Linked DNA regions of Mus musculus: regions 2, 3, 4, 5, 6 and 7 are each linked to region 1. Evidence: chromatin loops called from intact Hi-C (ENCODE). Cell type or tissue: heart. All regions are shown on one strand. Region 1 has its middle 32 kb from the start of Gm38709. Region 2 has its middle 12 kb from the start of Gm34053. Region 3 has its middle 39 kb from the start of E130114P18Rik. Region 4 overlaps Patj (PATJ, crumbs cell polarity complex component). Region 5 has its middle 20 kb from the start of E130114P18Rik. Region 6 has its middle 42 kb from the start of Cyp2j5. Region 7 overlaps Patj (PATJ, crumbs cell polarity complex component).

The links. Peaks named below come from ENCODE experiments on the same cell type or tissue, not always from the same donor. Only the 100,000 strongest peaks of a DNase experiment are listed, where the experiment ranks them.
Region 2: a loop joins it to region 1, with 4 times the contacts of the local background. A loop is called at or near these places in 4 of 42 quality-filtered maps.
Region 3: a loop joins it to region 1, with 4 times the contacts of the local background. A loop is called at or near these places in 7 of 42 quality-filtered maps.
Region 4: it touches region 1 in a loop (4-fold over the local background); 15 of 42 quality-filtered maps call a loop at or near these places.
Region 5: a loop joins it to region 1, with 10 times the contacts of the local background. A loop is called at or near these places in 31 of 42 quality-filtered maps.
Region 6: a loop joins it to region 1, with 8 times the contacts of the local background. A loop is called at or near these places in 14 of 42 quality-filtered maps.
Region 7: a loop joins it to region 1, with 4 times the contacts of the local background. A loop is called at or near these places in 2 of 42 quality-filtered maps.

Annotation. Positions count from the first base shown.
Region 1 is chr4:97,743,567-97,747,566 of GRCm38, reverse strand. It overlaps a transcript of Nfia not described here. Among named protein-coding and RNA genes, the nearest start is that of Gm38709, 32 kb to the left of the region's middle. In heart, a CTCF peak has its summit at 1,574 (motif pointing right); a DNase peak (open chromatin) is centred at 1,566; H3K4me3 peaks cover 1,042 bases; H3K27ac peaks cover 1,101 bases; H3K27me3 peaks cover 254 bases.
Region 2 is chr4:96,797,270-96,801,269 of GRCm38, reverse strand. No RefSeq gene overlaps it. Among named protein-coding and RNA genes, the nearest start is that of Gm34053, 12 kb to the right of the region's middle. In heart, a CTCF peak has its summit at 1,704 (motif pointing left); no DNase peak of the experiment used is centred here.
Region 3 is chr4:97,621,180-97,625,179 of GRCm38, reverse strand. It overlaps a transcript of Nfia not described here. Among named protein-coding and RNA genes, the nearest start is that of E130114P18Rik, 39 kb to the right of the region's middle. In heart, a CTCF peak has its summit at 1,828; no DNase peak of the experiment used is centred here.
Region 4 is chr4:98,443,272-98,447,271 of GRCm38, reverse strand. Patj (PATJ, crumbs cell polarity complex component) reads right to left here. Exons shown (of 44, transcript NM_172696.2): 14 at 3,465-3,521. Among named protein-coding and RNA genes, the nearest start is that of Patj, 49 kb to the right of the region's middle. In heart, a CTCF peak has its summit at 2,306 (motif pointing right); no DNase peak of the experiment used is centred here.
Region 5 is chr4:97,562,772-97,566,771 of GRCm38, reverse strand. No RefSeq gene overlaps it. Among named protein-coding and RNA genes, the nearest start is that of E130114P18Rik, 20 kb to the left of the region's middle. In heart, a CTCF peak has its summit at 1,810 (motif pointing left); no DNase peak of the experiment used is centred here.
Region 6 is chr4:96,703,889-96,707,888 of GRCm38, reverse strand. No RefSeq gene overlaps it. Among named protein-coding and RNA genes, the nearest start is that of Cyp2j5, 42 kb to the right of the region's middle. In heart, a CTCF peak has its summit at 2,129 (motif pointing left); no DNase peak of the experiment used is centred here.
Region 7 is chr4:98,487,423-98,491,422 of GRCm38, reverse strand. The region is part of intron 17 of Patj (PATJ, crumbs cell polarity complex component); the gene reads right to left. Among named protein-coding and RNA genes, the nearest start is that of Gm40210, 90 kb to the left of the region's middle. In heart, CTCF peaks have their summits at 1,821 and 3,240 (motif pointing right); no DNase peak of the experiment used is centred here.

The sequences.
Region 1 (4,000 bases):
CCTAGACCTCTGCACCCAAGAAGTCTAGGGATCTTGGCAACAACTTTGAAATCATCTAAATAAAAAATGATGGTTATAATAATTCTAAAAGCACTAGTGGTCAAGTTCATTGCTTGTTGGAACTCATAAGAGGCATACACAGAATTTAGACAGACCAGACTAGCTCCAAACTATTCATCCCACTTTATCTAATGGTTTTTTCAGCCCCTCCCCCAGCCTTCTCAGTCTGGGCTTGATTTTTCTTTATACAACCTTCTTCCCACAGAGGCTTCTTTTTCTTGGCACCTCAAACTTCATTTGTATTGCAAGTCTTGTCCACACAGAGACCTTCTGAGATAACAGCTACTTCCTTGGTCTCATCTTATTTGTATCCATCTATTTGGATACCATATTCATTTCATCCCTAGTTTTGAGCTTACCTCTTAGCTTGTGTTTTTTTTTTTTTTTTCTATTCTTTACTGTAATAATGGGGTCTGGTTCAGTGCAATACATAAGCTTGCTGTTTCTTCTTCTTCTTCTTCTTCTTCTTCTTCTTCTTCTTCTTCTTCTTCTTCTTCTTCTTCTTCTTCTTCTTCTTCTTCTTCTTCAAAAAAAAAAAAAAAAAAAAAATGCCGGTTGCCTGTAAGGCATCCAGACTCACCCTCCTCAACCCTCTCCCCGAGGTAAAGCTAGTGCAGAAAATGAGCAGAAGAGTCCAGGTTTCTTTTCTTGGTCCCTTTTCAGTCAGATGCTGCTCCAAACATAAAAGGTGAAAGACTGGGGGGACAGCAAGATTGTCCAAAGAAAAGTCTCAAGTGTGATTTTATCAACTCCATAAATCCAACTGCTTGCCATGAACCTGTTGACCTTTTGGAATGAACTAAGCTCTTGGACTGGCATCCAGACTGAGATAGTGGAAACATTCCTATCTGGGGCTGAGGGTAAAACTGAGGAGACAGCTATGGTGCCAAGTGTGTGTGTGTGTGTGTGTGTGTGGGGGGGGGGGGGGGTTGGGTTGGGCAGGTTCCGAGGAAGACAATTTCCTGGGAACTCCAGTGCTATGCTTCCCAAGAGTGACAATGTCCACCGTGCAGAGGAAGCTCCAGCTGGTTAGTCAGTGGCATATTACTATGGCAGCACGTGGGGGGAGGTGCCGGGGGAGTATCCTAGGCTAGGTGCCGGTCTTTGAGTCTGTTAGCCTTTCTGGGGTGATTTGGCCAGTGAGCTTTTCAAGAGTACTAACCTATAAACGTGGTTCTAGCCTGGGGAGCTGGGCGTCGCTCTACATCCCCTCACCTCTCCTTGTGCCCTTTGCGGGGAAGGTGGTATGTCCACTCAGACTCGCACCCGCTTTCATCTGCAGCCTGCCGATTTTGCAGGGCATCTTACGGGGGGCTTGGGACCCTGGTCCAGTAAGGAGGGCCCGGGAGGAGTCACCCGTGCCCCAGACTTTCTGTACAGCGGGGTGGCGCACTCAGCGCGCGCGTTGGAAAGGTTCATTTTAAGAGTTTCAGGGCCTCGGTTTGGTGATCCGATCGGGTGACAACTTTCATCCCAGAGCCTCTCTTGTGACCCGGCGGCCTCAAGCGGACACCAGAGGGCGCCGCTTTAATGTGCTTCAGCCCGGGATCCTCGAAGGGGGCGCAGAAGTAGAGTCGGGCTAGGGATCCAGTTCTCTGTAACCTGATGGGCGCGATCCGATAATCTGCGGGACCCCTCTGGGAGCATCCTTTTTGTTTTTCCGCCTTGGGCGCGTAAAGCGGGGTGTAGGGCACCCCGAGGCCAGGTCCCCTGTTCCCACTTTGCAAGATCAACTACAGGAGCTCATACCGGGTCTTTTCACTACCTGAGGGTTCCTTGCAGAGCTGTCAGGGTGAGAAAGGAGGAGAGGTCCCTGACTGAAGCCTCGCCCCCTCTAACTGCTAAGGAACATGCCTGCAGGCGTTGAACCGAGAGCGACTAATTAATTTCCCAGCACTTGTGCAGAATACTTTAGAATGGAAAAAATGAAGGTTTTCGATGAAAATGAAGCTTGATGGTGTGCACCTGCCACTAATGCACGATGCACCGTAACTTCCCTCATTAGAGAGATGGCTTGGGTTGAGAACAAGTCATATAGTGAAAATCACTTCAACACGTGCCTGTTCATATGCATAAACTCCTGTGTACCAGATGGCAAAATATAATGACATCTTAAACAGCTAATTGCATAAACCTTGTAATGCAGATAATTGCTGTACCAAAGTAGGAGTTAATAATTTCCCACTGTATTGCCTGGCTTCAGAGTAATCCTTAAGGAAAGTTGTGACAATTCTAACACACTAAAGTTCACCAAGCGGTAATTAAAACTAGCACTTATATCATTTGACTTTCAAACCCTTAATTATGTTTTGGAAGAACTGCTATGTGGAAACCCAGAAGTTGTAGATGATTATAACATTTGATGCCTGTGATTCGTCCGTTTTCCTTTGCAGGTCTCATGTGGCATAAGATTAGAGAAGCCATTGGGGATATGTTATATTCTCCAAAATGATTCCCAGAGTGGAAGGCCTGCATTTTGGTGCGTGATTGGTTAATTCCCACCCCCAGTAGATCTGTGGATTATTGCCAATGTGTACTTATTCAAGGGGCCACTTCAATGATAACTTTACCGTTACATTACATTTACATTAAACATTACAGCCTTACCATGTGACTGACACCTTTAAAAACACTTTGCAGGTATCTCATCTAATCCTCGACACAACTATCACAAATGTACCCTGACTACTGTCCTTCTTCGATGAGGGAACCCAGATAAGGACTAGTAAATTATTTCCTCAAAGTCACTGATCTGAAGACACCACAAACCACAGAATCCACACTGTTTACCATTATTTTTAACGGTCCCATTATTTACAATAGGACCTGAGCATTTCAACATTCCCATTTTATTTTCTAATAGTATTTAGAAATAAAATTCGTATGTAATAATTGAATTATTAATGCAACTTGGCAGGTAAATATCTTTGTTGAATTTAATTTCTCATCTATTTCCATGATACTTCCCCATGGAAAATAATCTGTGGTTTATACAAAGTGGTTGTCCATTAGTAAACAACCAAGAAGAGCACACCCATAGAACTAGATTTTCATTTTCCTAAAACATAGTTTAAAAGATAGATATACCTTAGTGTTTTTATCTCTCCATTTGACAAAGAATAAAATTAGCTTATGGTATATTAAAAAAGCACATACAATAACACACCCAGAACACAATGCTCCGTACAAGACACACACAGTGTTGTCTTTTCTCTCTTTATGTTGATATTATAGATTTTCTCTTTTTGTCGTTTTGAGCAGATAAGATGAGGGATGCCAGCTGTCTCCTCAGCATGCAGCCACCCTTGGAGACTCCCTTCTGTGAGTTATGTGCCCATCTCCTCCACAGTTGCTCCTACATTAAGTCCTTAATTTAGAGGGAGGAATTTCAGCTTTGAGGTCAGGAGCTCAGCACGCTTATTCTTTTTCCACTATGACTTTGCAGAGTGACCTTGGATAAGACACTCGATGGCCATGAAATTCAGCTTCTTTACCCAAAACACAAAAGCCCTGGCTTGTCACACATGTCCCTCCTAGTTCCGTCCTTCTGGGATGTTATGCAGCTGTTTCTCATCTAACTTTTTTTATTTTAAAATGGGAATAAGACTACTAGGTTGCACTCTCAGTAATACAAGGAAGAATCTGAGATGTTTGGCTCAACCAGAAAAATGTCTGTAGGGAAAAGACTTAATTTAGGAAGCATTTCTTTGATAGCTGTTATTTTCTGGTGTAGCACTCAAGGAATAAAGGGAAATGTGACATAATCCTTGACATCAGCAGTTTCTGATATAGCTAGTGACAGGCAGAGGAGTATAACTATGCAGTGGCACGATGGCGGCCATGATACGTAGCATATTATGAAGTAGAAACATGTTATTTACATGGTGGGGCAATTTCATGGCAGAGGTGACACCTGAGCTGCATTTTGAAGGACAAGTCA
Region 2 (4,000 bases), 950 kb after region 1:
CTAGACAAGGCATTATGGTAACATGCAGGAGGCTCCATTCAACCTAGACTCAACAAACTTTTGCCAGGTTGAGAAGTCAGAGGACCACATAAAAACAACAGATCAATCGAAGGTAAAAGACAAGCCTGGGCCAAATCTAGGGAACTGACTGCAGGGCACAAAATCCTCAGCTGCTAGGATAATGTAAGTAGCCCCCATGTGCTGAAGGTACGAATGGAACACAAGCAGCTCACACAGTGTGGATAGAGCTTTCTCTGAAGCATAGTCTTTTTCGAAGATGACCACTGTGCACAAGCCCAAAATAAGAGCAGAGCAGGCTTGGCCACTCACCAGCTCCAGAGGCAGTGAGTGGTGAATGGGTCCAAATGAATAGATTCCACAGCCGAACACCGTTTAGTGGGAAGTCTGACTTCACCAGCTGGCAGCCCACTCAACAGTGGTATATATTTCTTGGCAGGTCACTGAATCCCCAGGTCTCTGTCGCAGCGTTGATGTGTTGGGGCAGTCATAAACCAACACAGTCTTCTTCTTTTTTCTTTTCTTCTTAATTTTTAATTGCCTAAGACATAGTTTCATCATGCTACTTTCATAGATGGACATTATATCCTTTGTTCATACCCTTCTCATTACCTCTTCCCTTCCACCGGTATCCTTCCATTTCCCATGTGGTCTCTTTTCTTCTTTCATGTCAGTTTTCTTGTTTGTTTTGTTTTGTTTTGTTTTGTTTTGTTTTGTTTTGTTTTGTTTTGTTTTTGAGACAGGGTTTCTCTGTGTAGCCCTGACTGTCCTGGAACTCACTTTGTAGACCAGGCTGGCCTCGAACTCAGAAATCCACCTGCCTCTGCCTCCCGAGTGCTGGGATTAAAGGCGTGGCCACCAAGCCCGGCCCTCCTTTTTTTTTTTTTAATTTAGATTCTGCATATGAAAGAAAATATGATGCCTGCCTGTCTGTGTCAGGCTTATTTCATTTAACACAATGATCACTAGTTTGATCCATTTGTGTGGAAATAAGGTGGTTTCATTCTTTTTTTTCATAGCTGAATAAAACTCCATTGTGTACATACTGCACATTTGTCTAGTCTTCTTTCGAACAAGAACACATGACTAAGGTTTTGAGGAAAGCTTGCTTTGCTGACACCCTTTGCCATGTGATTTTAAGTGTTTATCATCAAGGCTGATTTTATCATCAGGCAATAACTATTTATGAAAGAAAATCCACTGCATAATGATACCCTGTGGAAATAGAAATTGGAGCTTACTTACAAAAATCAAGTAGCAAACGATTTAGCTCTTGGTTTACTCCAGCCTGGGCTGTGCTTTGCATGTGAAATGAGCTCAGTTTTGAATGTGGCAGATTCTTCTTGTTTGGGTCGTGTTTCTAATCGAGGCACATATATTTTCCCTCGATTGCAGGAAAACAAATTGGCAGTGGCATATTGCTTTGATATTTCAACCATTTGCTAGATTTCCACCCCTCCAAAATATCTTAAACGGAAGCATGAAACATGAGTAAGCCAAACCAGAGAGCTCAGTATTTATGAGCCTATTTGAGCCTTATAAAGATTTGATCAGAAAATATGCCTATTGATACACGATAATGTTTTACAACTGCAGTTGTCTTGGTCTATAAAATGTATTACAGTTCTGAAGGGGTTTCTACTTTGTCTGCAGACATTTCTGCTTTACTGCCACCAAGTGGTCTAGATTAGAATTGGCAGCATCGTTGCTGCTGGTTTAAGCAGAGGGTGTTTTGATTTTTAATTGTAAGAAGCAAAACCCTATTCACAAAATCTGGCTATGCAGGTGAGAGGAATTAAGAAGGAGAGCTAAGCCAATGTGAGGACACCAAGTACATTCTCATCCATTATGACTGCTGCTCTTTAAGAAAAGAGTGTTTAAACTGAGATACTCCAGGAACGTGAGCACACAATGAGAATGTGTCTATGTGTAGGATGCAGAATGAAAAATCAAATCCATACCTTGAATTTTGACTTCAAGATTCAAAAACTGAAACAAAAATTTTTGTTTATGCCACATGGTTTGTGGAACATTGCTAGGGCATCCCTGTTAATATAATATAAACAAATGTTAAATGGTACATGAAATGTGTATTTGGAATTAAGCACCTGATATCTTATTAAAGAGTTTGTGATGTGATGTTATCTGAATCTCCAATGCAAAGAGACAAAACTTGGAGGAAAATGAAAACTAAATGCTCCATCTAGGTGTCTATATTCATTCATGGACATATATTAATATTTATATGTAATATATCAAATATTCATACCTATATGTATGCATATGTATACATAAGGAAATATACAAGAATACTTATATGCAGTAATATACACAATGCACTTAGACTGAAGCCAAGTCGAGTTCAAATTTAGGCTCTGCAATGTACCAACAGGATAGCCTAGGTAAGATCCCCATTTTTCCAAGATCACTTGACTTAAGTTTATGATAAAATAGAAAATAATCAATTATGACAGTCAATGAAGCCATATACAATGCATTAAAGGGGCAACAGTTTTTGTCTTTAGCCTATACTTGTTTGTCACATTGTGGAGAAAAACTGTCCCACTCTCATATCCTTTTCTACCCACGGCATAGTCATAGTCCCCCAGCGGGAGAGAGCACTTAATGCTTATAAGGATATGTGGTATGATAAGGATATGTGGCATTGACTGTCCATATAAGAGAATCTACAATCACATTACAGATAAACTGATGGACATTTCTATGAGGGAGTTTCTAGTGTCAGCTATTTGAGATGAGAGGCTAGACATCTGCACTGAATAACAAGGCAAAACACCACTATGACCTGCATTCACATCTCTTTCCAGGCTGCTGATGAAATGGGGCCATCTGCCTCAACTCTTGTGGCCATGACACTATGTGTATCATAGAAGATACTATCCTCAAACTGATAGCCAAAATAAAACCTTTCTTCTTCCCTTAAGTTGCTTCAGTTTGGCTTTTTTTTTTTCACAGTAACATGAAAAGTAATATCCATATTGAACACATATCTGACCTTGTCTGGACGAGGGGACAATGGCACAATCTTAAAGAAAACACCTACCTTTGGTATTTTATTCTGCAAATTCTTGCTTCTCTGAGCTAAGAAGCTGTTCACTAAAACCAAATCTCAAAGAAGTCTGTTCTTTAGACTTGACCATACCCCTGGCATGAACTCAGTTTTAGGAAGATCAGAAATGTGATCTTTATTATTTATTGAGCAGGGACCAAGACATTGGTGGTATTAAAGAGCAAAGTCCAATCACTCAAGTGAATACAGAAATTATCTTAGGGAGTCTGATTGTCCTAGCAAGAATAATAGGGTTGTTAAGTGGGTCTCCTGCCTGGGAGATGCCAAGGGCACTAAGCACCAAAGAAAAAGAAACACTCAGTCACATGTGCTGGGCACACAAATAGAAAAGGTCTGTTATGCAGAAGCTACATGAGTCCCCATAGAAACATTGGCCCTCAGCCAACACAGCAATACTCAGTGAGAGTCCTTTGATCAGTATTTGAAATACTACAACAAATGCTTCACACTTCTGCATGCTAGTTCCTAGGTGCTAGGAATTCTAAATGGCCTGCAGTCCTCTGGACAGTCCATTAAAATGAAGAATGCCAGTACTGTCTTAACGGAAATAAAAAGGACTCACCCAGACAACAGAGACAACTATGCATCTTTATTTCCTTCTTTACCCAGTTTCTGAGGGCTTTCTTAGCAGAACCTTAATGAGAATTGATGCATCTGATAGTAAAGACATTTCATCTTATATATCCCAAAATATCCCACTGTGTATCTGGCTCATTCTCACCAAGATATCACTTCTCTAATTTTGTAGATTTTATTTTTCTCTCTTGAGAATATCAAGAAAAAAATCTTGAGGATAGTACTGTCTTGCCAGTCTCAGATGAGCAGGCTATCAAGGAGAATATTAGTTACCTCTTAAGGATGCTGTTGTCCAAAGAGCTTAAAGTACATCTC
Region 3 (4,000 bases), 120 kb after region 1:
GCTTGTACTATAAGTGGCCATGGCTGGGTTAGGATGCAGGTTTGCTAGGTCCAAATCTGAAATTCTATTACTGTTGTGAATTATTCTTCTTATTTTTATGATGAGTTTGTGACGTATCAGACACCTTCTCTGATATGAAAACTGCTGTGTTCTTTGCAAAATGCTTCATGTTTTGCTTTTCTGAAAATGCAACCTAATTAGTAGAGCAAGGTATTACAAACTTTTTTTTTTACACCTCAAAGCAGAGATTTATATTCTAGCTTCATTCTTTGTCATACCACTTGTCTCTATATGTCCTTTGGGGTCACCAAGGCTCTGCAGAATTCTGGGTCCTTTGTGGCAAAAGAGTAGCCATTGCTATATACCCTTGCTATGGGTTTTATTTTTTTCATTTTATCGTAAGTAACAGAGAACAAAGCTCAATTCACCAGAAAGTTCTGGTGCCAGGAGTCCCAGTAAGCTCCCATTTTTAATCGCTTGCACATAGTTAAGTGGAGACAGTTAAACACTTTAATGACTGAGGCAGTGGGCCCTGTGACACCTGTGAGACACTCAGTACAGTTCAGGAAGTAATGCTTCCTTTCCAGTTTACACCACCATTTAATCGAATTATTCCTTCCAGGTTAGCTTTCACATATTCCATCAAAGAAGAGATTGCTCATTTCCTTGAGAAACTCTATACGTTCCCTGTAATGCCATTTTCCCCCTCTTCTAAGTAATTCGAGATTTTGTAACCGTCTCGCCCTACTGTATTCTCTGGTTAATGTATAAACTTGGAATAAGGTTCTTGACAGAGAAGTCAAGAGGGTCTCTCACCTGAGGGATTAGCATTTACATTTCAGGGATTTGAGAGCTCAAAGGGGCCTTTCACATCACCAGCATTGAGTCTCTTGTTTTCTAGTGGAGGAAACTGAGGCCCAAACAGGGGTAGTTGGTGGCTCCTGGGTTCTTCCCATGCTCCTGCTACGTACCAGATCCAGGAAGCCTGAGCAGGTGAAGTAGGAAAAGCCCGTGCCCTCAAGGAATTTATATCCAGAGGAGAAAACAGAAACTGTAACAATAGAAAGTACTCCGTGTTTCTAACTATGCAAAAGATGCATAGTTGTTTAAAAGAGACGGTTCCCCAAGTAACAGTGCAAAGAATGAGTTATAAGATATAAAAATATTTCATATCTGCTCTAGGTGAGAAGTGGTGAAGGAACATTCTAGTTTGGAGGTAGTGAAGGGTCTCCTTAGAGCATCAGTGAGATGCCTGAACACTCCGAGTGTGAAAAATCCTGACAAAGCAGCTAAAGGGGCAGGTGGCGGCCACCTCACAAAGTTGTGGGTACTTCTGAAGAATATCTGATGTGTGTGCGTGTGTGTGTGTGTGTATGTCTGTGTTTGTGTGTGTCTGTGTGTGTGTTTGTGTCTGTCTGTCTGTTTCTCTCTCTCTCTCTCTCTCTCTCTCTCTGTGTGTGTGTGTGTGTATGTATGTATGTGTGTGTATATGTGTGTTGGTGAAAGTCTCAGTGTAACAGCACTGGATGTTCTTCCAGATGACAGGAATTTCTACTGCCAGCACGCACACAATGAATGGAACCTAGCAGTTTTCAACCTGTGGGCTGTGGTCCCTTTGGAAGTTGTGTATCAAATATCTCGCATATCAGCTATTTACATTACAGTTCATAACAGTAGCTCAATTATGCTTATGAAGCAGCAACAAAATAAATGTGTGGTTGGGGATCAGCACAACACGAGGAACTGTATTAAATGCTTACAAACCATTAGAAGGTTGAGAACCACTGCTAGAAACCAGTGTATTTGACAGCCTCCTCTGGCTCCTTCGGGTATTGCACATGTGCACAGATGGACATGCAGGCAAAACACACATACATATAAAAATAAATAATTTTAAAAATAAATCTAAATAGATCATCTGCCAGGGTCATAAGGATCCCATCCACCGTCTACAACTACTTTCCACCTTGTCTTACTCTATTCTTTTCGAGAAGGCTGCTCCACATGCTTTCCTGGACAGTGGTGTCTTTCCTCATATAGGATTTGGTCAATAGGAGGATGAGAGGAAAAAGACCCTGCTGCCCGCAGCTGTCTAGTGGAATTACCTATAGAGTAAGGACTTCCCTAGACACCTTCTCAGCCCACCTTCCCCATTTGACTCCTAGCTATGGGTGGTCATAAACTAGGGTGAGGAAACAGAATGCATGGAGGAGATGGATGAAGAGAGAGACATATGCACAGAGCCAGGCACAGCGAATGTATAAAGTCAGACCACCTGCCTCCAGCAGCCGCCACAGAAAGCAGCAGTATTGATTAGTACTAGTCTCTAAGTTTAGTCATTGACCAGGATTTGCCAGGAGACTTACAGGATCGCCTAGATTTTTGTGCAGATGCAAGAGAATGAGGCTAACCCTCGCCAAGCATGTTTATAGGCATCAGGGAAAGAAAGCACCCCAAATTCTTTTGGGGTCTTTCTCCCTTGTTAATTCTCTACTTTCATGATTTTACGATATGCTGCAAACTAAAACTCTATTGATTTACCTGTGTCATTGTTGAACTTTATTTAGACATGAAATGCTTACTGGGGACCAATTCTAATGCAACTCTTGTTCCTTTCAATGTACTTTGAAAATTGCTGCTTTTTATATTAAATGTTATATAAGTTACATAAATAAGTTAAACAAATGAATGTATTTTTCCCTTTGGAAGGACAAGAGTACAGCTTACTAGAGACAATACTATGAGATTTAGTCTACCAAAACAGTTGTAAATAAATGTTGATGGTCAAGATCAGGAAACAATAAACAAAAACACTAGAGGATATTTTGTATACCTGACATGTTATACAAGAGATAAGTCATACATTACATTCCTTTAATAAGCTTTAGAATTTCCTAGCCTGTATTGGGGTCACTTCCCAGAACCATCCGAGTAAAGTAATGAAAGGAAATCTGGGAAGAAAGAAAGTATCAGGTGAGAACTGGCCCAAAAGTGGCCTTAGAATTCATCCTTGTCCCAGTGATGGGAAGCAGACCAAGGAATTCTTACTCCCTTCATGGAGTCCCTTGGATCTCTGTCCTAAATAATCTTTTCAATAAGGACCTAAAATTTGAAGGATGTGAATGTCACTGCAGCAGCTCAGAGAGAGGATGCTCACAAAGTGCTGGCTTAAATGCATGACTCAGACTCTGCTTTTATTTCTGAGAAGAGGACAAAGGCTCTCTTTCTTCTAGTCAGCTTTGTTCTGTGCCAAAATCTCCACGGGCTTTAAGGTCATCCATTACAAAATATATGGGTAAGAGTTACAACTGTTGCTGTGAGGATAAGAAAGACGGGATCGAGGTAAGTCACGTGGCTGGTTGTGGCCATTTTGGTCATTGTTGGGCTGTTGCTTGCTTACACATAGATGATAACCTTGTGCATCTAAAGGACTGGGGTTTTCCTGAGGAATGCAGAATGTGAGAGACCCTGGAACCTTCCTAGAGATGATGAGATATAAGATAGGGATATAAGAGACCCTGCTGTTTCCTGAGGCCACTTTCAACTTGTTCTAGGCTGGAGGATCTCCCTGATCTCTTACTACCTTCCCCCATTCACTCTGTTTTAGGAACTTCCTGAATAGTACCTAGTTTTGAGTGCTCAGGGGTACACACCCTGACAAGACATTTCATAGTCAACTCTCCCGATTACCACACTTAAAAATGAAAACCTCCTCTTTCCTGAGTTTTTTTCATCTTCAACCCCATTGCTCCTTGGCAATGAGAAGAGTGCCCAGCACGGAGAAGGATCTCAATAGATACAGTGAATTAAGTCAAATATTTAAGAAGCCTCTGTTTTAATGGAATTTTCTGCAGCTACTGAACATTCTGAAATGGCTGGGCCTGAGCAGACTTTCTACTCAAATAGAGCTGCTCTTTCCGACTAGTCAGTTTGAGGTTAGGTGAAAGATGGGGCTCTCCTAGACATACTGAACGCGTTGTTATGTGTGTTCTGAATGAGT
Region 4 (4,000 bases), 700 kb before region 1:
GAGGAAAGCTGCTAACAGGGAGTGGAACCAGTCCAGGAGAAAGCAGTTTGTTGCAGTCAACAAAGAGGAAAAAGGAGTGGAGATCTGAAGACCGCTTTGGCATCAGCCATGGAGATGCAGAGTTTGGAATCTCCAGCTGGTTTCCTGTCTTGCTTTGGAGATTACAGTTAAGTGATTGGATGAATCTCAGAAGAGACCTTGAACTCTGGACTTTTAACATTGTTGCGACTGCTATAGACTATGAGGACTTTGAAAGTTGGACTAAATGCATTTTGCATTATGCTATGTTTAAGGATGACCCCCATAGACTCATGTGTTTGAACAAGTTTATGGGGGCCAGGGAGTGGAATGTGGTGGTTTGTATATTCTTGGACCAGGGAGTGGCACCATTTGAAGGTGTGGCACCATTTGGAGGTGTGACCTGGTTGGAATAGGTGTGTCACTGTGGGTGTGGGCTTAAGACCCTCATCCTAGTTGCCTGGAAGTCAGTCTTCCACTAGCAGCCTTTGGATGAAGTCGTAGAACTCTCAGCTCTGCCTTTGCCATCCCTGCCTGGATGCTGCCATGCTCCCACCTTGATGATAATGGACTGAACCTCTGAATCTGTAAGCCAGCCCCAATTAAATGTTGTTTTTTTAAAAGAAAAAAAAAAAGTTATGCTGTTTAGATCATAAGCCAGTAACTTAAAGAGAAATATCCTATGGAGTGTAATAACTTGAAAATCAGTATTAAAAAAATTGGAAATGTTAGGTGGAAAACTTAGACATCTTTTTGCCTCATACATAATAAGCAAACAAATAGGCATACTGGCTACAAATACACAAAGACACACAGGGAACAGAGAAATATCAAGAGACTAGTGCAATTCGAGGGAAAACTTTTTTCTCATTTCTTCCACTGAAAGGGCGCACTAATACAAAACAGTATCAAGTAAATAATTAAATGTCTTAAAAACAGAATATATGACGAGGAGCTTTTGAAAGATCATATTCTAAAAGTTCTGGGCACATAAACCTGTGACAGAAAACCACCTCTTATCACTGAGCTGTACTAATGCAGGCATATGCCAAATCTATGTACACTCCAGCTCCACCACCACCAAATCTTATTGTTCATATTACGTTGCAAGGAAAATTAGGCTGGTTATTTCACGTCCTAAATTGCCTCCCTAAAATGTCATCTTCTAAACCCAGAGCATGTGTGGATGAAACCTCAGTCACTCAGGAAGCACAAGCAGGAAAACAGAATTCCTCAGCAGCCTTAGCAACAGGGCAGGAACTCACCACAGTGACAACTCAGAGGTATAGGGGGTGAAGACTGTTAAATGTCCCCACCTTTACAAAGCCTTTCCTATCTAAAGTTACTAGGCATTTGTTTCTCTATCTACTTGCCTTGCCTAATAGGCTCAGGTCATGTTAAATGACTAACTTTTCTTGTTGTTCTTCCAGTAATATAACAATGTAAGGATCATTTTCTCGTTTGTTCTCATCTAGAACACATTGTATACCAGAGCACATGGCAGAGTGCATATCAGTATCTCACGAATGAACAGCTGAATGCATGGGCAGCATTTTAGAACATGGTTCTCAAGGTCTTTCCATCTTTTTATGTTATTGCCTGGATACAACTCTACTGCACAGAGGCTATGAGGGGAAGAAGGGAGAGGTGAGCTGGTAGCAGGGACCTAGGGAATGAGGGCATGATAATAGCATCTGCCTGCAGAATCACATTCTTTAAAATACACACAGGACATGCTTTGTGTCCCTCTCTGCTTGTAAGGGACTATTAGGATCCTGGCTTTATGCAGTTTGTCATGGGAACACCAAAAGGCAAGCTGTGTGATGTACTGAGCCTGGTGTGAGGCATGTTTTAAAGCCAAAGGTTCTCTAAAGATCTACAGCTATATGACAAAGGAGGTTTAAAACTAATTAGAAAAACTGTGAATAGTAACTACTGCACTTAGATGAACTATTACATGCTTTACCCCAGCTCTGAATAAAATATCTCCCAACATCTTTAGATGGATTTATTAATCAAAAACTGCTCTCAGAAAAATGACACTGTAAATAATTAACAACTGGCTATAAAGAGCAATGTTAATTTTACATTGTGAATCTGAGGAGAGCTTGGTCAGCCAGACATGGCCTCTACTAGGAATTGACTTAAAATGCAGCTAAGTTAGGAAGGAAAGAAATATTCTCCACTCTCAGCCTTGAGAATCCAACCCCATAAAACAATGACCAGCAAGACAGCTCAGCATATAAAGAAAGGGGCTTCCATAGAGGCCTAATGACAGGAGTCCAATCCTCGGCTCCCACAAGGTGGCAGGAGAGAACCAGATCTGGAAAGCTGTCCTCTAATCTCTGCACCATGATATAGGGCCTGATCATACACATACACACACACACACACCCCTAAAACAACAGCACATATGGCAAACAATTGTGGAGGCAAAATACCATACATACAAAGGAAGAAACAGTAAAACTACCTGAATTGATATTTAGCTTAAGAAAGCCACATGAGACAGATAACTCATTCTTTCAAAGACTTACTTTTATATGTGTGTGTGTGTGTGTGTGTGTGTGTGTATGCACGGGCACGCGTGTGTACCCATGGAGGCCACAGGAAGGCGAAGGTCCTCTAGAACTGAAGCTACAAACACCCAACCTGGATGTTGGGACTAGAACGCAGGTGTTCCGGAACAGCAGCACACGCTCCTACCCAGTGGTCCCACTCTCCAGCCCTGAGAGAACTCATTTTAAACACTGCCTCTGAATGGAGCGTCTTAGGTGGGCTCAGCGCTAGGGTCCATGGAGGAGTGCAGCAGTGTTTCTGAAACTCTGGGAAAAAAACATCCTTCCTTTTCTATTATTTATTGTGAAGGCCACTTAAAAGATTCTCTATTTTAATAAGTGAGGTTCTGGTTGTCTAGGATAAAACTACAAATTATTTTATAAAGAGAAGACAGAATCTGCCCAAATTACTAACTGCATGTTCTCCACAGCAATAGTGATTACATTCAGATAGATTGTAGTGATTACATTCAAATTGATTAAGTCAAGACCAACAAACTCAGGTCAACCATGTTTTCTGTCCCTGAATATCCAGACATTATGTTTTTCAAAGCCTAAAGCCCATCTCTGTTCCACACTGCAGAAAACCTTTCCCTAAAGTCTCCATACAACCCCTGAGGCGCTCACACACTCACCTGTCACCTTCATGGCTACTGTGCCAGAGTCAAACCTGGACTTTTGGCTTCCGGAAACAGCATAAGGATTCCATGTTCTTCCCAGCCTTATCTACCCACTTGTATCTGTTGTTACTGAGAGCCTTGCTCACTTCTGGAACGCGTGTATGATTCAGGTCTGAAGACTTTAGACCACGCCACTCAGCTTCTTCAGCAAGAACGTGAAGAAAGCTCAGCAACAATGAAGCAGAGCAGCACTTTCAGCCCAGCCTACCTTCGAGTATTTCTGTAGCTCCTCATCGTCTGCAATCTGAGCATCCAAAGTGGCTACCTAGAATTATAAGACGGTCATTTCCCGATTTGTATGCGTGTAATTTCATTTGCTCCTTCATATTCTGAAATTTATCAGCAAACCCAGCACACCGATGAGTAATCCGACAACCTCTACCCAGTATTTCTGAAATCCACAAGTAGCACGTAGCAACACATTTGTGTTTCTGTATTTGCTACACTAATCTCCTCATCCTACATCATCCACAAGTGAAACTGAATGTGATATGTTACTGGTGTCTTGTTCTCCTTCTACATGGGCTGTTATTTCACTAACAGATAGAGGTCAACAATGAAGTACTTTTCCTTGCATGGAATTTGTTTCCTTGGATTGTCTACCAATAAAACTCAGGGTCCTATTTAAACTCCTCACACACAATCATCTTTTGGTATTGAGGTGTTGCTCAAGCTTTCATAAAGGTATACTATGCACTGAAACCAGTTCTCACTTACTTATGACACTAGTACAAGAAAAATGGT
Region 5 (4,000 bases), 180 kb after region 1:
TTACACATCTTTAGAGTGTATCTCTTGGAGACAGCAAGCGGTTGGATCTTGTTTGTTCAAAATCCATTCAGATATTCCATTTCTATGACCAGGAGCTTTGATCGATGTATTCAAAAAATTTATTATAGAGAAGAACTTAGACTATCTCTTTAGCAATTGCTTTTTGTCTGTCTTACAGTTTTTGAGGTCTTTTCTCTGCCTTTCTGTTTTGCTGTCTACTTTTGTAATGGATACTTAGCATCTTCTTGTTCTTCTCTGTCCATAATCTAAAGGTATCGTCTTTGTGTTCACCGCAGGGTTTGTGTAGCATGACTTATGTTTATAACACTGACTTTAAGATGACTTCAGCTTATTTTCAACAGTGAATGCAAGTTTTATGTTTTGTTTTATTCCTGAATTATTTTGGGAATGGGCAGACCTTGTGTGTAATCAGTAAATGTTCTGACTTTGAGCCACATCCTCAGCCCTACGTGTTGTCATTAATGTCACAAATTATAGTTTTAAAGCTGTATTCTTCATTTATGTCCAGCACCATAGATGAAATACTGTATGAGGTGAAATTTCACACTGCTATTATGGTATTTCCCTAGTCTATGCATTTACTTGACTATGCATTTCCCTTCGCCATTGAGCTTTCTACCTTCATTGCTTTCATGGGACTCTTTATCATCCTTTAAATTCAATTAAAATTATCTTTAGCATTTCTTATTTTCATTAATGTAGTGGTGATGAAACCCCTCAGCTCTTACTTATCTGGGAAGGTATTTCTGCTTTATTTCTGTGGAGACTATAGCCATATGTAGTATTCTTGATTGACACTATTTTTCTTTAGCACTTGAACATATCATTGTGTTTCCGTTTGCCCCGCAAGCTTGCAATGTGAAATCCCTTCTTATTCTTACCAGGCTGTCTTTGTATGTGACAAGTCACTTTTATTTCTGTGCCTACAAAATCCCCTATCTTTGATTGTTGACAATGTGATTGTAATTTCTCAGATGCGCTTCTTTGGTTTAATCACAGCTAGGGTCCTTTAGACATCTAGATGTCCATTTTCCCTCACAGGGTCACTTATTCACACCATCTTATTATCTGCCTCTTTTCTGTTCTCTCTCTCATCTTTGTTTATTGTTTTTAGCACTAGGAATTTATCCAAGAACCCAATAAACTCTATGGCAATCTCCCATCGCTTTCTTTCCTAACCACTCTACTTTATGATAGCCTCTCATTTCCGTAGGATTGTTTTATTCTCTTTTTGTGTTCATTTTTACTATGCTTCTGATTGGATAATGTCAATGTCTTTGTGACTGCTGATTCTATCTTGTGAATGAAGTTACTACCATTGTGAATTTTCAGTTCTATTCTGTGTTCTTTAGCTTTGAAATCACTGTTTGGTTATTTAAAAAAAAAAAAAGAGAGAGACTTGATACTGTTATTCTATTCATTATGTTCTTGTGAGTTGATTGAATGTAACATGGATATTTTGAATTCTTAATTTGGTCATTCACTTAACTCCATTACCTGAAGTTAGGCTTTGGAGATTCTTTTGTTCCTATGGTTGGGCCATGATTTCTCAGGTTTTTATGTATGCCTTGTACCTTTGTATTTGGTTGTACATTTGAAACACACCTGCCTCTATATCATTTTACTTCAACTATGTACAAGGAAAGACTTCCACAGTCATTTGAGGTCAAGATTCCAGAACCTCGTCAAATTTGTCTAGGGATACATTTTTCTATGCTTTCATGAATAAGCCCGGCAGAGTTTTGCTGGCTTAGTCTTCAGTTTGTAATCTCTTCCTCCCTCTAGTGTCTATCTGTAGTATTACAAGTTCCAACGTGCTAAACTATGTGCCTTTCCCTGAGGCCTTGGGGACCATCAGGAACCTGTGTTGGGTAAGCCAGAAACCAGTCTCTTTGAAGGTCCCTGAAGAGCTGGGATTTTTTCTTTTTTGGACACATGTCCGCTCCATTCACCCCTTCCACTCCCAGAGCCACAAGCTGGGCTCTCACTCCCTAGGTGGCAGGCTGTGCCAGTTTCTGTTTGTGGTATTACAAGTTCCCTGGCACTGACATGAGCTGCCGAGCTCACTTTTGTTCTCTGCAGCCCCTAGGCATGAACACTGTGAAGTATGTGAGAAGGAAATTAGTTCCTCGAGAGAAGAGACTTTGAATGCAAAATCTATTTTTCTCTTTGCCCTCCCCCCCGCCCCCCAAGGAAGAGACTGATAATTGGACTTTTGCACTCTGGAAAAGGAGACGTTTGATATGGAACGGCATCTTTTACTACATCTTCTCTTTATATCTACCACCTCTTTTACCCCTCCCCCTCTCTTCCACACTCCCTCCTAGTTTCCTTATTTTTTTTCCAGATCGACCAGTACTATTCAGGCTGGTCTTGAATTTGTGTTCGTCTTACCTCAGCTTCCTAAGTAGATGGGATTAAGGACGGGTCCCTGCACTTGGTTTGCCACTCTCAGCATGACTATTCTTGGCTTTGAACTTATTTCTAGGGTTCTCATGAAGGCATTTCCCACTCACATGTGTCATATTATAGTCACTCTTTCTATGAGGACAATGAGATTTGGTGCTTCTGATTCCACCATCTTGCTAATATCATCGTCCTCTGTCTCTTAAATAATGAGAAATGAAAGCATTCCCCACCCTCATGTGCGGAGACACTAAGTCTTCTTTCCCATATGCCGCCTGAGACCTTCTCCCTATCTTTATACAGTTGTATTAACAACGTATCTTATTCAACATGGTCCATCCCGGGGCTCTAGGCTTCTAGGAGCAGATGCAGTATTACATTTTACTCAAGGTCTTGTACTGGAGAACCCCATATTTCCTAAATATATTTAAAAAATAGTGGAGAACATATGGGTGTCTGTGTCTATCAGGTTCTAGTGTTGAGAGCTGTTGTATACAACTGTCCTAGTTAGCTTTAACTGTCAACTTGAAGGCTAAAATCACCTGAGAAAATGAAGTTTCAATTGAGGGATGGCAGAAGATGGGCTGGCAGAGGCATGTCTGTGGGGGGTTATCTTAATTATCAATTGATGTAGGAGAACCCAGCCCACTGTGGAGGGCACCATTCCTTAGGCCAGTGTTTCTCAACATTCCTAATGTGTTGACTTTTTATTTAATACAGTTCCTCATGTTGTGGTGACCCCCCAACTATAAAATATTTTCTTTTGCTACTTCATAACTGCAATTTTGCTACTGTTATGAGTCCTAATATAAATATCCAAGCTTTCTCATAGTCTTAGGTGACCCTTATGAAAGGATTGTTCATCCCCTAAATGGGTCATGACCCAACTGCCCTAGGCAGACAGGCTGCATAAGAAAACTAGTTAAACACAGGCGTGCCATAAAGCCAGTAAGGTGATGTTCCTCTATGGTTTTGCCTTCAAGTTCAAATTTAAAATCTGCTCTGTCTTTCCTTATTGGAGGTCTGTGACTTGGAAGTGTAAATCTCAATGACAATAACAACAACAACAATAACAACAACAACATCATCAACAACAACAACAGACAGCAGCAGTAACAACAACAAAATGCTCTTCTCTCTTAACTTGCTTTTGGTCACAGGGCTTTGTCACAGCAATGGATGCAACTAGACAAGCAACTTGGCATCTTTTCCCATGAAACTCCTTCCAGAGCTCAAAGCAAACCTTCTCTTACTGAATATATTCATACACATGTATTAAATATTTATGGGTTGTCTAATTGCAAGATCAACGATAGTCCCTGCTTCAGAATGTGGGGAACACTAGGACAATAGGAGCCCTTAGGTAAAAGCAAAAGCAGGTTAGTTCGCTTACTAAGTCTTTCCTTTACAAAAGGGTTGACTAACGTAGATTTCTGGCCAATGAAGAATTATTTTGTAGGGTGAAGAATCCTTTCATTGCTTTTTATTTCTAATTTGATATGAAATATTCATCAATTTATGTCATATACAAATGTATATGTATAAAATGTACATGTATAAAAAGCAGTTAAAA
Region 6 (4,000 bases), 1.0 Mb after region 1:
GAGAGGCCCATATGGCAGATGAAAAGACTGAGGATTTGACTAACATCACACAATTTACATGTGAGAGAACCAGGACTATTTTCCAAACACAGACTCTTTTCAGAACACCAACTCTTCAAGTGTGTTTCAAATGGAGACACTGACCAAGAAATTGTGATTTTTGTGTCTTCCAATAACTGTAGTATGTAATGGTAGAAGATTACCATGTGAAGTAGGTATACCTATTTATAAAGTCCTGACATTGCCCTGGAGCTAGATAGGGGACGATAATCACATCTGGGTGAGATCATAGTATTAGTAGAATCTGATTTAGAAAAAGAAACTTTGAAAATTGGACTTAAGTTGTAGATTTCCAATATACTATCTCGATGATAAAGGCAAATTACTTCACTGTCTGAGATCTACTTCAATAGGAGTAAGAAATTTGGAAAAAGCGATCCTAAGATCTGGGAAGGCTCACTGCTATAATACTAGCCTGACAAGCAAATTGTATCCACTAGGGCAATAATGTCATGACTATTATAAAGATAATATATTAACTGATTAAATTTGAGGCTTGTTCCACAGCAGGGAGCTCATGGCCAGTACAGCTAGAGGCATTTCAGAGGAGTCTAGTATTGTCATTTTCTAAGTGGTAATGTCATTAAATTACTTTCTAAATATTTATGTTTGTAAGCACAGATGTGTGTTTTTCTTAGTGTTGGTGAGAAAAACTTCTTTCTTCTTCTTTTCTTTTTCTTTTCCTTTCTTCTTCTTCTTCTTCTTCTTCTTCTTCTTCTTCTTCTTCTTCTTCTTCTTCTTCTTCTTCTTCTTCTTCTTCTTCTTCTTCTTCTTCTTCTTCTTCTTCTTCTTCTTCTCCTTCCAGTAAGAAACAAACGATGCTGAGATGCCCTATTCTGAAAATAGAAGATTAGGAGGGCTCATCCATAAATGGGATATTTGTATTAACATTTCCTGACCCGACCTCAAGGAACATCACAGAAAAGAAGTGCAATGAAATGTAATCTTTTAGACACAACAGGATGTTTTAATGAAATCAATAGCTGTTGTTATATTTCTGACTCAGTGACCAAAGCTCAAGAAGAGGTGAGATTAGGGTGGTGTCTGAACCTCATGACCTCTCATAGCAAAATTTAGTATAGAGGAAGGCTATAGGGTACAACAGAATATTTGATAGTACTAGTCTTAGAGACAGAAGACTGGGGCTTGGGTCAAACTTACCATGCCCTCTATGTTACTCATCAGTGGTTAAGAGCATACAACCATAAGATCTTACATACTAGAAATAAAATGTCTGTAGAATACTTAAACAACTAAAGACCCAAAACAAGTTGTCTATTCTTTCAGTCTAAAGAGTTCTGTACTTTCCTTTTCTCTCTAAGTCCTTTCCTTTCTATTCCCTCCTCCTTCTCTTCCCCCCCAACTCATGTGTGTGTGTGTGTGTGTGTGTGTGTGTGTGTGTGTGTGTGCGTACGTGCATGTGTGTGTGTGAGACAATAGAAGGAAAAAGTACTTACCACATATTAACTGTTTGCAACATGAAATGGGATCGAATGTTTATGTAATAAAATGTTATTCATAATTAAGAGCTAAGACTTTGGAGTCAAAGGTCTTCTATTCAAATCCCATCTCTACTCATTCCTTTGAGACCTTAGAGAAGTCATTTAATATCCCTGAGCCTCAGGTTCCTCATCCCCAGAAAGGACACAGTAATATTACCTCGTTAATATCACCAGAATTGTAACCCATACTCTTGCCCTTACATTTACTCTAAACCCCAACCCCAACCCCAACCCTATCCCCAACTTCTACACTAACCTCTACACTTACCTGATCCCTAACCCTAATTGTAACCCTTATACTCACACTTACCCTTACATTATCCTTCAAACTGTTGTGAGAATTAAATACATTAAAATTCATAACATACATATAAACCAGTGTCTTTCTCAAGGTGAATCTTGCCTGTTGTACTTGTTCTTGTTGTAACTAACTAAGTGTTGCTTTTCCAGTTTTCCTAGTGATGTAAACCAAATTCACTTTGCCAAGATAAGGCCAAGGACACTGTTTTGGTTGCCTTCCTGCCAAATTTGAATTTAAGAACTAGGAGCTAAGAGCTCCCTCTGCTGCCCAGAACTGAAACAGCACTACCACCTCTGACAGCTTTATTAATATTCTGTCCTTCATGCCCTGCCAGTCTTGCCTCCTGAAAATGTGCTTTCTAGACTGATGAAATTGCTCTGATGTACTAAGATCATCAGCGATGCATTTTTCTAAGCAGCTGACTCATGGTTTTTTTTTTTTTTTCAATCAAAAAGAACTATCCTTCTAGACTGGAGTTAGAATTTAAATAGCTGCCTTTACTTTGCTCATGTCAGGAAGGCTCAGGAGGCTCACTAACAAAGAGAGTCCTCTTTGAATCTGGCAAGAAGCTAGGGCTGGAATACTAGAACAGAGTGTTCCCATCTACAAATCATTTCCACTCTGTAATGTGTAATGAAGCTTTTCAAGGTGAAAGCTTTGGTCTTGGAGTCTGAAGAGAAGGCGTAAGGAGGAAAGGGAGAATAGAGGACAGACAGAGAATGGAGAGCTTCATCTGTGTCTAGGACTCCCTTTAGGAAGTACTTCTCAGGTTCAGGAGTATGCAAACAGCCTTTCAAATGAGCAAAGGGGCTCCATTTCCTGAGAAAGGAAGAAGAGTTCACTGAAAGCCTGCGATGCCAGAGTACAGGGATGCAGGGGGATACAGGGTAAGTGCTCAGGTTCCTCACCCTGAGTTATATAGTCATTGTACATTTGAAGACAGAGGGGAGCGAGGAGTTGAGTATACCCATGCATAGAAGTGATAAATGGTCAAGGTAATGGAAATAACAATATCTCTTGATTCAATCACTATACAATTATGAGGATACATTTATAAAATTGCATCGCACACACAATTGTGTTCTCTAATAAGTCCTAAAATCAGTTTTGACTACCGTGTCAGACGTCTTGTAAGTAACTCCTTTTTCTAGCCTCACAACATAGTGAGGTAACGTCTCCATGCCTAGATATGGAAGGAATGAGTGAGATTTCAAAATGTAAAAGATGGTGGCTAAAACTCAAGCCTCTTACCACACTATCTCCAAAGACTGAGATTTCATTTGGGGGAAATGATGGCCTGAAGTGGCAGGGAGAAAATCAGAAGTGTTCTGAAGAATAGGGGACCCCCTAAACACATTGTTGCCATGGAGGCTGGCAAGGATCACTGGTGGCCCATCTTTCCTCTCCTTTTCAGGAGGAAACACTTGGTCTGGGTAATATTGGGCTCCCTAGAACATGAAAACCCTTCACAATGATGCAGTCTACTGGAAAATTCTAACACACATTTAAGAAGAAAATAGTTCTACACAGATTTTCCTAGTGTACAGAAGAGGACCACATAAAGTTTTCACAAATACCAAAAGCAACACATTACAAAGAAATTTGCATGCTAATGTTATGACTAAACACTTAAAATTCTTTACAAAATATTATCAAATCAAATCCAAAAATGTGTAATACCAAGTGAGACTATGCCAGGCTACAAGGCTGGTTCAATCTCATAAGCAAACCATGCTAATAAACAAATGAAAAGAAGTCACCACACAAACATAAATTGTGGAGTGTAATGTTAGCATTCTTCTCATGAGAGGATAAAGGACCTGATATGGTCAGGGTCATAAATTAAAAATAATCTTGACTCCATCTCTTTGGATCACAGAACTATATGGAATGCTATTCTTGTGGAAAGCCAAAGAAGTTATGATACTTATGTTCTTATTCCACCCTAGTCATTTGTTACCTTGGTTACAATCATCAAAGTGATAACTTTTTAACTCTTAGTTGTGATTATCGTAAAGTATCACCAAAATCTGTCTCTCTCTCCTCTGTCACTCTCTCTTTCTCTCTTTTTTTTCTGCTTCAGGTAAATTTTTATTGGTTTCATCCCTGGAAAAATCTGATACCTTCCATTAAACAT
Region 7 (4,000 bases), 740 kb before region 1:
AGACGCTTAAATCAATGAAAACATCATTCTATATATCTTATAATATCAGCTTACATCATGGTAAAGACATAAACATAACAGTTTCAACTGTGGTCTAAATGCTCAATACATATAAATTTATTCTTTAAACTTTCAGTGACTGGCCACAAGAGATCTGAGAACAGTTAGGCAAGATTCTCTGACACTCTCAACCTTAGTTACACTGTAGAACAAAGACATGGCTATTGGCCCATATGCAGACTCTAAGGGCAGCATAAAATAGAAACAACACTCCATCATTCAAATGCAGCATTCTTCTAGGAAACCACTTAAGGTCAGGAAGGAGAAAGAGAGAGAGAATATTTTAAAAGTGTATTTAGGAGCTGAAACGATAATTCACTAAGAGCACTTACCCCCAAATCATAGGAACCAGAGTTTGAATGTTGACACAGTCACCTATAATCCTACCTCCAAGTGGGACAGACATGAGAGGATGCTGGGGTTTGCTGGCTTCCATTCTACTGGAGAAAGGCCAGCCCAAGAGTCAAGGAGAGATCCTGCCTCGAAGGAAAAGGCAGAGTAATAGAGGAGGGCACCTGGCACCCTCTTCTGGCCTCTGCAGTGTATGCAGGTACATGAACCTTACCGCTGCACCATACACAGACTCATATAGACACAGACATGGACAGACAGACAGACACCACACACACACACACACACACACACACACACACACACACACACACAAGAATAAGTGTTGCATGGTAAAGTGACTGCCTGGCATGAGAGCATCAGCAACACACATACAGGTATGCGCTTACAGTGCATTTTTTAAAATATCTGAAAATATGACAGACTTTGGGGCCTAGGTCAGAAAGATTCCAATATAAATGGATTCATGAGCAAGCCAATATGCAGACCTCTCATCAGTGGGAGGACCCTGTGTTCTCTGATGTGAGTACAGAAGATAACAGACATATTGATGCAGAAAAACCTGGAACTCAAGAGTAATTCTCCTAATTCAGTTTACTGAGCACTATGATTAGAGGTGTGAGCCACAATACCAAGCCTACTGTCTGAATTTCAGATGACAGAAAGTGATGCTGAGAGAATTAAGGAACCTGGACACCACTAGCCACTGGTTAAGGATAGAGCCGAGCTTCCACAGGATAGCTGTCAGGAAGAACTCTGAATGAGGGAAAGGTACCCTGCTGCAAATATCCTAGAGCCCAGTACAGCTCTGCCTGATGCTGGGATAGATAGGAATACAATGCAGCACTGTTCTAAGCCTTCCTTCCTCATCAACCAGCCACACACAGCACATCTGCGGCCACTGCTTCTGTGTTGCATGGGCCACTCTACACAGGCCACCGGAGTAGACAGGGTTCTGCTGAGCTTGCTTCTATCCAAGTCTTCCGAGAGAAGAGGGAGAAACAAACTGCAGGATTTACTGTCACACTTTGGAATTAGCAATGCAAGGATGTGCCAAGATGCAGGCTATATCTGTGAGAAGCACTGGTGGCTCGTTTGAAGATTTCTGGCTTTGCTTTCCACACCTCGGTGCATTCTTTTCAAAGCACTGCACAGAATTATAGCAAAATATACACACCAACATCAACACAGCCTACAACTGCCTTTGAACAACACTCTCAAATACAATTCTTGCTTTTCCTTCTCAACTGACCTCAACTGTTTCCCAAGTGACTAGGCCCTTGTTAACTGTCTAGCATAATCTGATATTTAACAAGATATTTAATATGTAGCAAGAGAATTAAAAAAAAGGACCTTACTAATAAGGTATGTAGTGTTAAGCTATAATTACACTGTTATTTTCAAGTAGAGGGAGCTATTGTACAGGAAGAGAGATGCAGGGCTTAGCAATCCGGTGTTTTTGCAAAGGCAATCACAGCAGCCATATGGAAGAGCTGTCCACTTTGTCACTGACAACCATGAATCACAACATGCTTTCATTTTGAAATATGAAACCATTACATTTTAAGTTTAGCACACTAATAAATAAGCTATACAATTATGTCCTTCATTTAGGATGTCAGTTTTTGATAAAAGGCTTTTTTATTGGGACAAGAGGGAAACTGCATGAAATACATGGAAGGGAGGAAGGAATGGCTTCCCATTAGTGATCACCAAACATTACCAGAAAGGCTAAAAAGAAAATCCACCAAAAGTAAATGATTTTTCTAAGCTTGCTGTGGATACTTGCACAGCAGTATGAGCGCGTTCTAAGTGAAGCTGACAAACAAGTATTAGGAAGAGCATCACTATAAGAGAAATAATGAAAATAGTTCTGCTGTGGAAAGATAATGAATTTCATTTATTACAGAAAAGTCAAGTGAGGCATTGTGTACAGGGAGCAGAGTCTCCTTCAGAATGCAAACTAGTGTTAGGGGCACTTGCTTACTAAAACCATTCAGGCTTGGTGTCCTAGTCAAATAATTGGACCACTTTTTCCTGGAGGACAGCACCCAAAGATTGCTTCTTTGTGGCTTATAGAAAGAAAACTGAAGCATTCTGTCTGTCTGTCTGTCTGTCTGTCTCTCACACACACACTAATACACACACACTCATACACACACTCACACACACACTCATACATACACACACTCACACTCATACACACACACTCACTCACACTCTCTCTCTCTCTCTCTCTCTCTCTCTCTCACACACACACACACACACACACACACACACACACACACACACACACACACGAAGCTTCCTATCACTTCCTAGCCACTGTCCTGAGGATGATGCTCCTGACTGTACATACGATTTCCCACATCCCATTATGAGCAAGTGGTTTCTGCAATCAGCAATCAATCATGCAACTGCTCTTGCCTACCAGGGTGGCTGCTTTGTGACTCTTTGCTACACGTAAAGTCCTCAGACATCATCTTTAGAAATGCTGCTTCTCACTAGAAATGTCCACTTTTTGGAAATAGTCTATAATATCATAAACATGGTCTATCAAACAAGATGGTAAAGATATTTCTCAAGATTGCCACTGTGCACTTGCACTTGTGTGTGTGTGCGCGCGTGTGTTACACAGGCACCACCATCTGAGGACAACCTGCTGGAGTCAGAGCTCTCCTACTCGGGTTACCATGTTTAGCAGCAAGTGCTTTTACCCTCAGATCCATCTTGACAGTCACTATCATAATTTTTCAATTTCTCATGTTTCCCCTTTTGATGAAGACAACTGCAAGATGCTGCCTTAGAGTGACCCTCCAACAGAGGGCACCAAAATGGCCAATCACAGAGCATAAGAAACACTTGCTAGTTGCCTTAGGAAGGAAAGTCCTGTTTATTCAAAAGCTTTGCGTGCTATTACACCTTCTACAGTGTGTGTCCCAGGTTTGTTTTAACTCAACCATTTATGAAATGGATGTTTCATGAGAGTGTGAAGTTCTTTAAAAGGACAAAACTCCTCAAATCAACTAAGAACAGCAAATGTTCAGGGCACACTGCCCAGAGGCCAGGAGAGCAGTGTGTTTCCCACACTCATCACTCAGCTGTGGAGCACTGGCCAGCTAGCTCTGTCTCACAAGCCAGTCAAGACACCTGATCAAAGAAAGGGCATCTAGGACATTTTTGAACTCTTGAGGTGATGCTAAAATTTGATATTTATTGTGAATATTGGGTTCTGCAATTTTTAGGGAGATCCAACCTAACAAGGAGACCCCTTTCTCCCTGGCACAGTCTTGCCCTCTTGCCCTCTCACAATGAGGTGGATATTTTACAAGTCAAACTCTTATCCTTCCATGTCTTCTATCAGCTCCTCCTCTGCCAGCCCACTGCCTTGTTTAGCCTCACACTGCTTCCTGCCTGGATTCATGTTACAATCTGGCACCATGTTTACAGTCTCTAATCTCAACCCCTTCAGTCCACTTTCTACAGAGATAATAGGAACTTTAAGAAAATGAAGATAAAAATGGACCTAAGAACCAGAGGTCAGGAAGAGACACACTGAACCAAGGTGTTCTGCACCCATGAATTCACA